Regions from separate parts of the Homo sapiens genome. Here region 2 is linked to region 1. The links are chromatin loops, found by intact Hi-C in ENCODE. Cell type or tissue: GM12878. All regions are shown on one strand. Links, peaks and the distances in the headings refer to the core of each region. The heading gives the core; the rest is flanking DNA.

Region 1 (5,175 bases), core at 1,819-4,318:
ATTCTTTTCTCTTTCTCATTTGTGTATGTGCTCTGCCAGTGAGTTTTAAGCTTTCATATGTTTTCATGATGGTAGTTCATCCTTTCACTTTCAAGTGTAGGACTCCCATAAGCATTTCTTTTAAGACGGGTCTAGTGGTGATAAATTCTCTCAGTTTTTTCTTGTCTGGGAAAGACTTTGTTTCTCCTTTATTTCTGAAGGATAGCTTGCTGGAGTAGTGTTCTTGGCTGGCAGGTTTTTGTTTTTTTTTTTCTTTCAGCATTTTGAATGTTATCATTCCATTCTCTCCTGGCTTGTAATGTTTCTGCAGATAAATCTGCTGTTAGTCTAATAAGTCTTATATGTGACTTGATGCTTTTTTCTTGCTGTTTTTAATATTCTCTTTTTGTCTTTGACTTCTGACAGTTTTAGGAGAATGTGCTTTGGAGAGGACATTTTTGGGTTGAATCCATTTGAAGACCTTTGAGTGTCCTGGATATGGATGTCCATCTTTCTTTCAGGACTTGGGAGTTTTCAGCTAAAATGTTTTCTATGCCCAACTTCGCTCCTTCTGTAACTCTCAATATGTAAAAATTTGTTTACTTAATGGTGTCCCATTACTACCATAGGCTTTCTTCATTCTTTTTTATGTTTTTCTCTTTCCTTTTTTTTTTTGTCTGACTGGGTTATTTCAAAAGTCCTGTCTTTGAGTTTAAATATTCTTTCTTTTGCTTGATGTAGTCTGTTGTTGAAGCTTTCAATTGTATTTTTAAATTTCATTGATTGAATTCTTGTTTTTTTTTTTCTTTTTCCTATCAGTTGGGCAATGTGCTTATTTCATGACAACGTTTGAGGGAGGCATATCTTACACGAGTGTGAACACTCAGTCATCACACTTTATTCATTGTATTCTTAAGCTCTGTTTTTTTTAATGATATATATATCTTTTTGTTGAATTTCTCATTTAGATAATGAATTGTTTTTCTGATTTTCTTGTATTATCTATCTATATTTTTCTTGTATCTCACTGGATTTCCTTAAGATCATCATTTTGAATTCCCTTTCAGGAATTTCGTAGATTTTCTTCTATTTAGGTTTGTTACTGGAGAGTTGTGTTTCTTTGGAGGTGTTGTGTTTCCCTGTTTTTCCATGTTTCTTTTTTTTTTTTAACTTAAAAAAAGTGTTTAAAGAAAGGTATCTATTTTTATTTCTTTATTTATCCACCTAGAGACAGGGTCTCACTCTGTTGCCCAGGCTGGAGTACAGTGGCGCGGTCTCGGCTCATTGCAACCTCTGCCTCCTGGTTCAAGCAATTCTCCTGCCTCAGCCTCCTTAGTAGTTGGGACTACAGGTGTCCACCACCACGCCTGGCTAATTTTTGTTATTTTTAGTAGAAATGTAGTTTCATCATGTTGGCCATACTGGTCTCAAACTCCTGACCTCAAGTGATCCACCTGCCTGGGCCTCCCAAAGTGCTGGGATTGCAGGCGTGAGCCACTGCACCTGGCCTGTTTTTCCATGTTTCTTTTGTTCCTACATTGATATTTGTGTGTCTAGTAGAACAGTCGTATCTTCCCCTTTTATGAATTAACTTTTGTAGGGAAAGACTTTTTTCTCTATGTATCAGTTAGGTTAGGTGTTTGGTTTAGCTTCTGGTTGGGCACAGATGTGTAATTGCCTTGTGATTTCTTTGGCTGTAATCAACATCAACAGTGTCTGTATGTGCCTCAGTGGCCTTGACTTTGGGGTTTGTGGAGACAGTGGCATGGTTTTGCTGGGAACAGGGATTGCCAGATGGGTTAGTTGTCTGTCCCTGGTGGGTGAGCATGGTGCATGGTAGATCCTCCATGGGAGGGGGAAGGGTTGCTGGTGGTGTCAGTTGTCTTGGTCCATATGGGGCACATGTGGCACATGGTTGCTCTACTGCTAGATAGGTCATGGTTGCTTGAGGTGATAGATGCTGGCCAGGCTAATTCTCAGTCTCTGGGGAATGCGTATGTCAGCCTTTCTCTTCCTGGTGGCAGCGTCCCCATTGTACTTGAATGTCTGTTTTTTTTTTTGGAGTGTAGGGTGCTGCATGGACTCAGGTGCTGAGGTCATAGTGGTACCACTGAAACTAGCTGGGGTCATGATCCTGCAGCCTTCTGTGTGGGCATGGTGGGATGATGGCAGATGGCACCCCTAGGATGTGGAGGTGTCTGGGCTATTGGCCTCCAGGTCAGAATGCACACCAGCAGTGGTTCCATTACCAAAATGGTGTCATACTGTAACAGCTTGGGTCTCATGGGATAGGGAGGACTCAGCTTGTGTTTCTTTTCAGGAGCAATTCAGCTGTGTATACTCCAGGCAGGTTCCTATACTGAGCTCAGGGTCTGTGATTACAGGTATTTGTGATGGTAATGGCGACTCTTGGGTGTCCCCCACTTAACCTTTTGCCCACAATGGGAAGTCCCTGTCAGCTCTAAGCTGATTCCATCTGGATGCTTCACTTCCCCCTCTAAGCTGCCATGCAGAGTTTCTGTGCCTCAGAGGGTTTTTGTCACTTCCTTGCTGAATTTTCATGTTCTCTCTTAGACATTCTACCTGAAGTGCTGTTATTTGTTGTTTTGATTCTTCTCTGCGGAGGAGACAAGGATTGGGCACCTCTAGTTGGCCATCTTGATGACATCTAACCAGTATTTTCTAGTTAAGATTTTAATTTCTGTGATTTCGCTCTGGTGATAATGGGATTGCTGAGTGGGTCAGTGTCAATTTAGTGGTCTCTAATGTAGAGATTTGTTTGAGATAAATTTACCCCAATATTATTTAACTACCCATGATTGATCTCAATAAATTATTTATCCAGCTTTCAATGCTTGCCTGCCTGGTTGCGCTTTGTAAAATTTCCACTTGGGGGTAGTGTTTCATTGCACAATCAAACAATGCTTTCTTCACTTAAGTATCACGTTTTCTAATTTGCTTTTGAACTTTCTTGTGCTTAAAAAGGGTCATAAAAGACTGTTAACTGTCTTAAAATCTTGATTTTTTTAACTGGTTGTTTCCTGTCATTTGAATAATTGCATTGAAATGAACAATTAATAAGAATTCAGTCTTTTGAGAATCCTAACACTTTTTCCATCTCTTGAGGGATAATACAAGCCTCTTTCTATTATTTTGTGTCTTGTAACATTTTTATTTTCAGTAAGACTTATCATATTATACTATCAAAAAAAAATCTCAGTCCACATTTTGAAAAACTCATTTCCTGTTTTTAAAAAGTTAAGTGAAAATATATATGCCTTAGCTAATTTTAGGCATTGGCTTTTTCTCCATATTATCCCATTACTTATTTATCCAATTCCACTTTCAACTCTCACCCCAGTTTTAAAAAGAGCAGTTTTTCAGAAGAAAAAAAAATCTTGTTTAAAAAAAATTGTGTTAATCATAACTATTACATTTTCATGTATACCATTATGCTATTTATTAATTAGTAACTTTTTTATTGTTACAGCTTTCAAAATCTATGCAATAACCCTATGGAGAAGATCATTTCACAATGCAGATTCTTTGTTTCAAGTAATTCTCTTAAGTTCTGTTTTTCCAAGTTATTTGGCATTTATCTATGTATCTTTTTATTAGTTTTTGCATGTTATTTTGTAAATTTTTTCATAAATTATTGTGTAAATTAACTTTGATATTTGTTCTTATTTGATTATGTTGGCTTGGATATACACTTTATGCTAAAATCTGTGTATTACTGTGGCCATCGCATACTTAACTTTCAATAGATTATAAACTCTTTGAGGGCAAACACCATTCTTATACATTTGTGTGTCCCTCTGTAGATTTTCCTGCAAATAGTAAATTATCAATTAATGTTTGTAAATATATAATTGGATATAGGGAGATGTTTTATGGTAAGTGTCATCAGTTAAACATATGAACATGGAGTTATGGTATAAATTAGTGACTAAACATATATTGGTTCTGTATGTAATTTTTGACCTCTTTTGAGAAATAGTTTTTATTTCTTTCATTTTAGACACTGTGTGTTGTAAAAACTTAAAATATGATTTTCTAATATTTTAAGCTCATGCGTGTTTCTTTTAAAATCACCATTCTTATACATAAAGACTTTCTTATGGAGAAGATATTTCAACATTGTGTGCTTAATCTTTAAAAACTTTTTTATTGTGGTAAGAATACTTATGACATCTATCCTCTTCACAAGGTTTTAAGTGTACAATATAGTATTGTTATAGGTATGTTGTATAGCCGATCTCTAGAACTTATTTATCTTGCATAATTGAAATTTTTTTTTTTTTTGAGACAGAGTTTCCACTCTGCTGCCCAGGCTGGAGTGCAGTGGCACGATCTCAGTTCACTGCAACCTTTGCCTTCTGGGTTCAAGCGATTCTCCTGCCTCAGCCTCCCGAGTAGCTGGGATTACAGGTGTGCATCATCACGCCCAGCTAATTTTTGGATTTTTAGTAGAGACGGGGTTTCACCATGTTGGCCAGGCTGGTCTTGAATTCCTGACCTCAGGTGATCCACCCGCCTCGACCTCCCAAAGTGTTGGGATTACACGCATGAGCCACCGCGCCCGGCCCAACGTAATTGGTACTTTATACCCATTGGTTATCAACTCTCCATTTCCAGCATCTCACTAGTTCCTGGCAACCATCATTCTATTTTGTGATTCTATGAGTTTTGATATTTTAGATACCGCACATAAGTGGAATCATGCCAGTATTTGTCCTTTTGTGACTCACTTATTTCGTTTAACATAGTGTCTTCAGAGTTTATTCATATTATCACATATTGCAGTATTTTATTCTTTTTAAATGCAGAATTACGTTTCATTGCTTGTATATACCCCATTTTCTTTATTCATTCACCTATCCATGGACATTTAGGTTGTTTCCACATCTTAGCTATTGTGAATTGTGTTGCAGTGAACATTGGAGTGCTAATATCCTTTGTTATTTGAAGAGAATTTCAAGTCAGTTTTTCTTCTGATTTCAGTTCTTTTGGATAAAGATGTGGAAGTAGGATTGATCGATCTTATAGTAGTTTTGTTTTCCTGTGTATTTAATCTTAAAGCGATTTTCACATTTTTTCTTTTCTTTTGCTGAAAAGTGGATGAATCTTTTTTTTTTTTTTTTTTTTTTTACTTTTCTTCCCTGCTCCTTTTTTTTTTTTTTTTTTTTCCTGGAA
Region 2 (5,175 bases), core at 1,597-4,096, 420 kb after region 1:
TTTTACCATGCTTTGTTATGTAGGAAGTGCAAGTTGCGGAAAAGTAAGCAATGTCAAAAAGCCCTTTGATTTTATTAGATATGCTTGTAAAATATGAAAATAAACACATAGAATTATTAGCATTAGTTATCAATATGTGTTGGTCAGGCAAAGAAAAGAAGGGAGAGGCCAAAAATAAGACTATAAGACATAGAAACTTCAAAAATTAAAAAAAGTACATTATATACAATTCAATGTATGAAAATGCAAAAGTATAACCATATGTGTGTAAATGTGTATATACATGTGAAAAGGGGGAGAGTTTTAAAATTATTGTCACTGTTATGGACTGAATTTTATACTCCCAAAATTCATACAATGAAGCCCTAATCCTTGATGTGACTGTGGCTGAAAATAGAATCTTTAAAAAGGTTACTAAGGTGAAATAAGGTCACAGGGTAAGGCCTGAATCCAATATGACTAGTAAGAAGAGAGACACCAGGAATATGTGTGTACAGGGAAAAGACCACGTGATGATACAGAGAGAAGGTGGCCATGCAAGTCAAGGAGAAAGGCCTCAGGAGAAGCCAAACCTCTGGACCCCTTGATCTTAGACTTCCAGCCTCCAGAACTGTGAGAAATAAGTTGATGTTGGTTAAGCCACCTGATTTGCAGTATTTTGTTATGGCAGTCCTAGCAAACTAATATTGTTATCAAAATAATGTGAGTCACCTCAGCATTTCAGGTGACTTGGTACTTTTTTCCTTAGATGTGTGCACGCTATATGATCTCTTTTTCAACAAGAATAAATTATTTACAGTCATCATTTTAAAAATATTTTAAGTGATATAAAAAGAAAATGAATGGAAGGTAATAGGCACTGGAAATGAAAGGTCATGTAAGTTTAGGACCAGGTTCAGCACAACGGAAAACTAAAGTCATGTATCTTATTGTAGCAGAGAGGAGCAGTGACACCCCAAGGAAATATATAAATAGGTGTACAAGAGTGAGATGACAGGACAACTGGTCAGAGAGAAGCAGAGATGAAGACTCAATAACCCTGGAGGAAATAAAATAACTTGTTGACTCCTTGTGGATTGGCAATGCCTTATTGCTATTTTTAGATTTTCATAAGATTTCTCATATATTTCCAAGACATTCCTTTTCTGATCCTTCTGATAACTTGAGTTGACTCTCGATGCCTTGGATTCCAGTGTCTTTTAGAAAAATATTCAAGACTTATCTATGTTCAGTGGCAGAGAAATCTGATTATCATTGCTCAAAAAGTTTGGTAGACTTGAGAACCTGGATTGTAGAGCATCGAAAGTGTTTCCAAACCAAGGCCTCTCAGTTCTCTGAAATCTTCATATTAAAGATCTGTACCTTCACTACCACATGGCCACTGTAGGAATCTATCATTATCACCTTCTATTTGGCCTTGAGCTTGTGGTACAACCAAGGAGGTAGTGACCATCTTAATTGAAAGATAAAGTCAATTTTTATTTTAAAAAAGATTTACTTGAGAAAAGATTTCAGAGCTGATGTTTTCTGTCAAATTTGCAAAATAACTACATTCAGCATATTCAGGGTTTCTTTGATAGACTACAATGAATCAATCAAAGCCTCAGTGGCTTGCTGTCACTGTTATCTAGTTTGTCTCTTAACATCTCTCCTGGTTCCTGCCTCTTTATCACTAATATATCTTTGCAGTCTCTACTAATCTGAAGCAACTTCCTCAAGGTTTTTCCTGCCAAAGACTCTAAATGGCTCATAGTCTTTGGTGTCACATAATGGGTTTGTCATTTTGTGTTTATCTTATCCATTAGTTCTCCCAACAACTGCTGATGAAATTGTGTCACACTTTGCTATTCCCTTCACATGCCATTAACATTTTGCCTCTACGTATTTTCGTGTGTTGTTTAATCCACAGAAGTCTCTTTCCCTCCTATCCTTTATATACATAAATTATTCCCTGCTTTAGGGTCAGCTTTATGTCTTTTTCTCGCCCTGTAGCATTTTCTGATCACTCAACATCATATTTAAGCCACTCTCCCTTTAATGTTCTCAAGTACTCAGTGTTTATTCACACAGTACAGTCAGATATTTGGTTGTGAAAATAATAGAATCCCATTTATAAGACTGTTGGCGGGGTGGGGGAAACACCTTTAAGTCTTGATAAAGGGTCCCCATGCAGACCTATAGTCGCTATTTATTGGTCTCAAAACCACAGCTTTTGACATATTTGAGTAGTCACACAAATAGGCTACCAAAATCCTCCAATTCTGTGCTAGAAAGAAGGGAAATGATGATATTCTGACTGCAAACATCTCTTATATTAGATCCTTAAGATGGCTTTGTTATCATATTTTCTTTTTAACAAGACTGTGCCCTCAGGGACATATCATGATTGCATATTACATTGGAATCCATAAATACTTAAAATGTCCCTTTTTATTTGACCGTCTTAGGGGTAAGAGTGCATGTAGAGTTAATTACCTCCCTTCCCTGAAACCCAGCTCTTAAATATAAAATCTGAAAAACAGGGAGGGATTTCTATCCTAATAAAACTAGATAACTGAATCTTAGAGTTTGTGACAAAATTTTGCCAGATACAGAAACATGCCTCAAATTGAAAAGGAGACTGAAAACTGATTATAAGGCTTCAGTTTTCTAGTACACACATGTTTCTCTGAATATAACTGATAGTGTCCTGAAGGGAGAAGGAAACTGGGAATATGTTAGACAGCTTTGAAGATATATGTGAAAACAAATGAACAAATATAAATGATCCCGTATGTCTGAACTTGCTAACTGCAGGACTTTCCTGTGAGCTATGGGACCACCTACAGATTAGGCAAAGATACATGTAAGTCATATATGACTGTGTATATGAGTCTATGTGCATAGAGCCTATGCAATAACCAAGAGTACACACCTGAAACAGTTATTGACTATTTAGTACAAACCATGTGCACACATGCATAAATATATTTAACAAAACCCCAGAAAACAATTTTGTCTTCTGTGTATGATAGGGGGTGTGTGTGTATGTGTGTGTGTGCACACACACGTGTGTATAGTGTTGTTGAAGTAGGGAGGGAGGAGGCAACTGGGGAGGCAAGAGTTGAGGAATTGCTGACTACCTCTTTAAAAAACATACAATAGAAGTCCATCACTGCTGAGGTGGTCTGGGAATCAGCATTACGAGTATAGATTCTGGTCTCTTTACAAAAAAGTAGTGAACCCATTTCTGAAATATGTTTTATTTGAGAAACAGTGTCTTTTGTGGTTCTGATATAAAGTGTGACTTAAGCTTACAGCTATGATGTTAAATTCCATGGAATTTTTCCACAGGAGCTTCTTGAGGAAAGCATGTCCCTCAAGAATTTTTTTGCTCAAGAGCCCAAAATGGCCCCTAGTTCCCCTTAATGGCAAATGCCCCTCAATAAGCTTATGCGATAGAAGCAGACAGACATGCACTTGTCAAGGCCCACTTTGAGGTACAAAATTTAGGCTGCTTTGAGGAACAGTTACTGAAGCTAATGGACATCTTATGAGTTTGCTCAAGACCACGTAGAAACTTTTTAGACTTAGCAGAACTCTTGCCTTTCTTTCAATTAAAATGAGGTATAGTTCAGCGGTCTTGTTTGAAGATGTTTGTAGGTAATATATATTTACATTATATTTTGCACATATATAGTGTATATATTTTAATATTGAACATATATAACCTGTGCTAGCCGGCTGGGTGTGGTGGCTCAAGCCTGTAATCCCAGCACTTTGGGAGGCCGAGGCAGGCAGATAACGAAGTCGAGATCAAGACCATCCTGGCCAACATGGTGAAACCCCATCTCTACTAAAAATACAAAAATTGGCAGGGCATGGTGGCGTGTGTCTGTAATCCCAGCTACTTGGGAGGCTGAGGCAGGAGAATAGCTCCGCCTCCGGGAGGCGGAGGTTGCAGTGAGCCCAGATCGCGCCACTGCACTCTAGCCGAACAATTTAAATTGCCTTACCATTTCTTCTTTTTGAATTTCCTGCCTCCTTCCCCAGACTTCTTTTGCCTCTTTTAATATAAATCAGTATATAATCAGGCATAAGAACCACTGGCTTAGATATTCTAAGACAGTGATACCTTTCTGTTGGTTAGGTTGAAGAATAACGGAGATTGTTTTGTGCCAATATGGTGCTTACATATATCACCTTTTAACAAGATCCAGAAGAATGTGTGAAGTGAATGTCCAGCTATTCATTTTTAAGATGGGATCTAAAGTCTGTGATTCCAAACTCTCTCATCACACTCACTCAGACTTTCAAAAAAAAAAAAAGCTCCATTTATTTTTCAAACAACATAAAGCTTTCAGCAGTACATGAAATAAAACACAACAGATTTTTACTCAAAGGTTGCAGATGCTGTGTATATTTTTTTAGGTGTTCTTTTTTATTTCAATTTGTAAAAGCTCAACAGTAACTTAAAATCATTTCTTTTGTAAGTATCTTACCATATGGTGATTGGAAGAAGATAAGTTTGTCATAATTTAAATGTATTTATTTATTCATTCAATGATATGTTTTAAGCGCTATGTATCATCCAGGTTTAGGAACAAGTACTAAGGATAGAGTGATAAACACGACAGGCATATAGTTTATTGGTGTATAGAGCTACTGAACAAGAAATTATGAATGCAATGAGAAATGAGTACTATAAACGTCCCATGGAAACATAGAGGAGTGGATTATGACCTGATCTGGATTTCCAGGGAGAGCTCGTTTGAGTAGTAGTTTGATACTTGTATTAGTTTCCTATTGCTGCTGTGACAAATTCCCACAAACTCAGTGTCTTAAAACAAAATAAATCTGTTAATCTTATAGTTCTGGAGGTCAGAGTGTTCAAAATAGGGCTTAGGGGGCTAAAATCAAAGTATCAGCAGAGCTGCATTCATTTCTGAAGGCTCTAGGGAAGAGAATGCATTTTCTTGCCTTTCCTAGTGTCTAGAGAGTTCTTGTGATTCCTTGGCTCCTTTTCCCCTTCTGTCTTCAAAGACAGCAGTGGCTGCTTGAGTCTGTCTCACACTGCATCACTCTGACTCTGTCTCTTCCGCCTTTCTGTTTTACATTTATAGGATCCTGGTGATTACACTGGGCTCGCCTGTATAATCCAGGATAAACTCCTTATCTTAATGTCAGCTGATTAGC

What was found. Peaks named below come from ENCODE experiments on the same cell type or tissue, not always from the same donor. Only the 100,000 strongest peaks of a DNase experiment are listed, where the experiment ranks them.
Region 2: a loop joins it to region 1, with 2.5 times the contacts of the local background. A loop is called at or near these places in 1 of 110 quality-filtered maps.

Annotation. Positions count from the first base shown.
Region 1 is chr5:119,468,167-119,473,341 of GRCh38, forward strand. The region is part of intron 2 of HSD17B4 (hydroxysteroid 17-beta dehydrogenase 4); the gene reads left to right. It also overlaps the pseudogene LOC124901215. Among named protein-coding and RNA genes, the nearest start is that of HSD17B4, 18 kb to the left of the region's middle. RefSeq lists enhancers at 1,660-2,391, 2,392-3,123. In GM12878, for the core only: a CTCF peak has its summit at 2,860 (motif pointing right); a DNase peak (open chromatin) is centred at 2,435; H3K4me3 peaks cover 448 bases; H3K27ac peaks cover 1,131 bases.
Region 2 is chr5:119,891,957-119,897,131 of GRCh38, forward strand. The region is part of intron 1 of LOC105379144 (a long non-coding RNA gene); the gene reads left to right. Among named protein-coding and RNA genes, the nearest start is that of FAM170A, 260 kb to the left of the region's middle. In GM12878, for the core only: no CTCF peak of the experiment used is centred there; no DNase peak of the experiment used is centred there.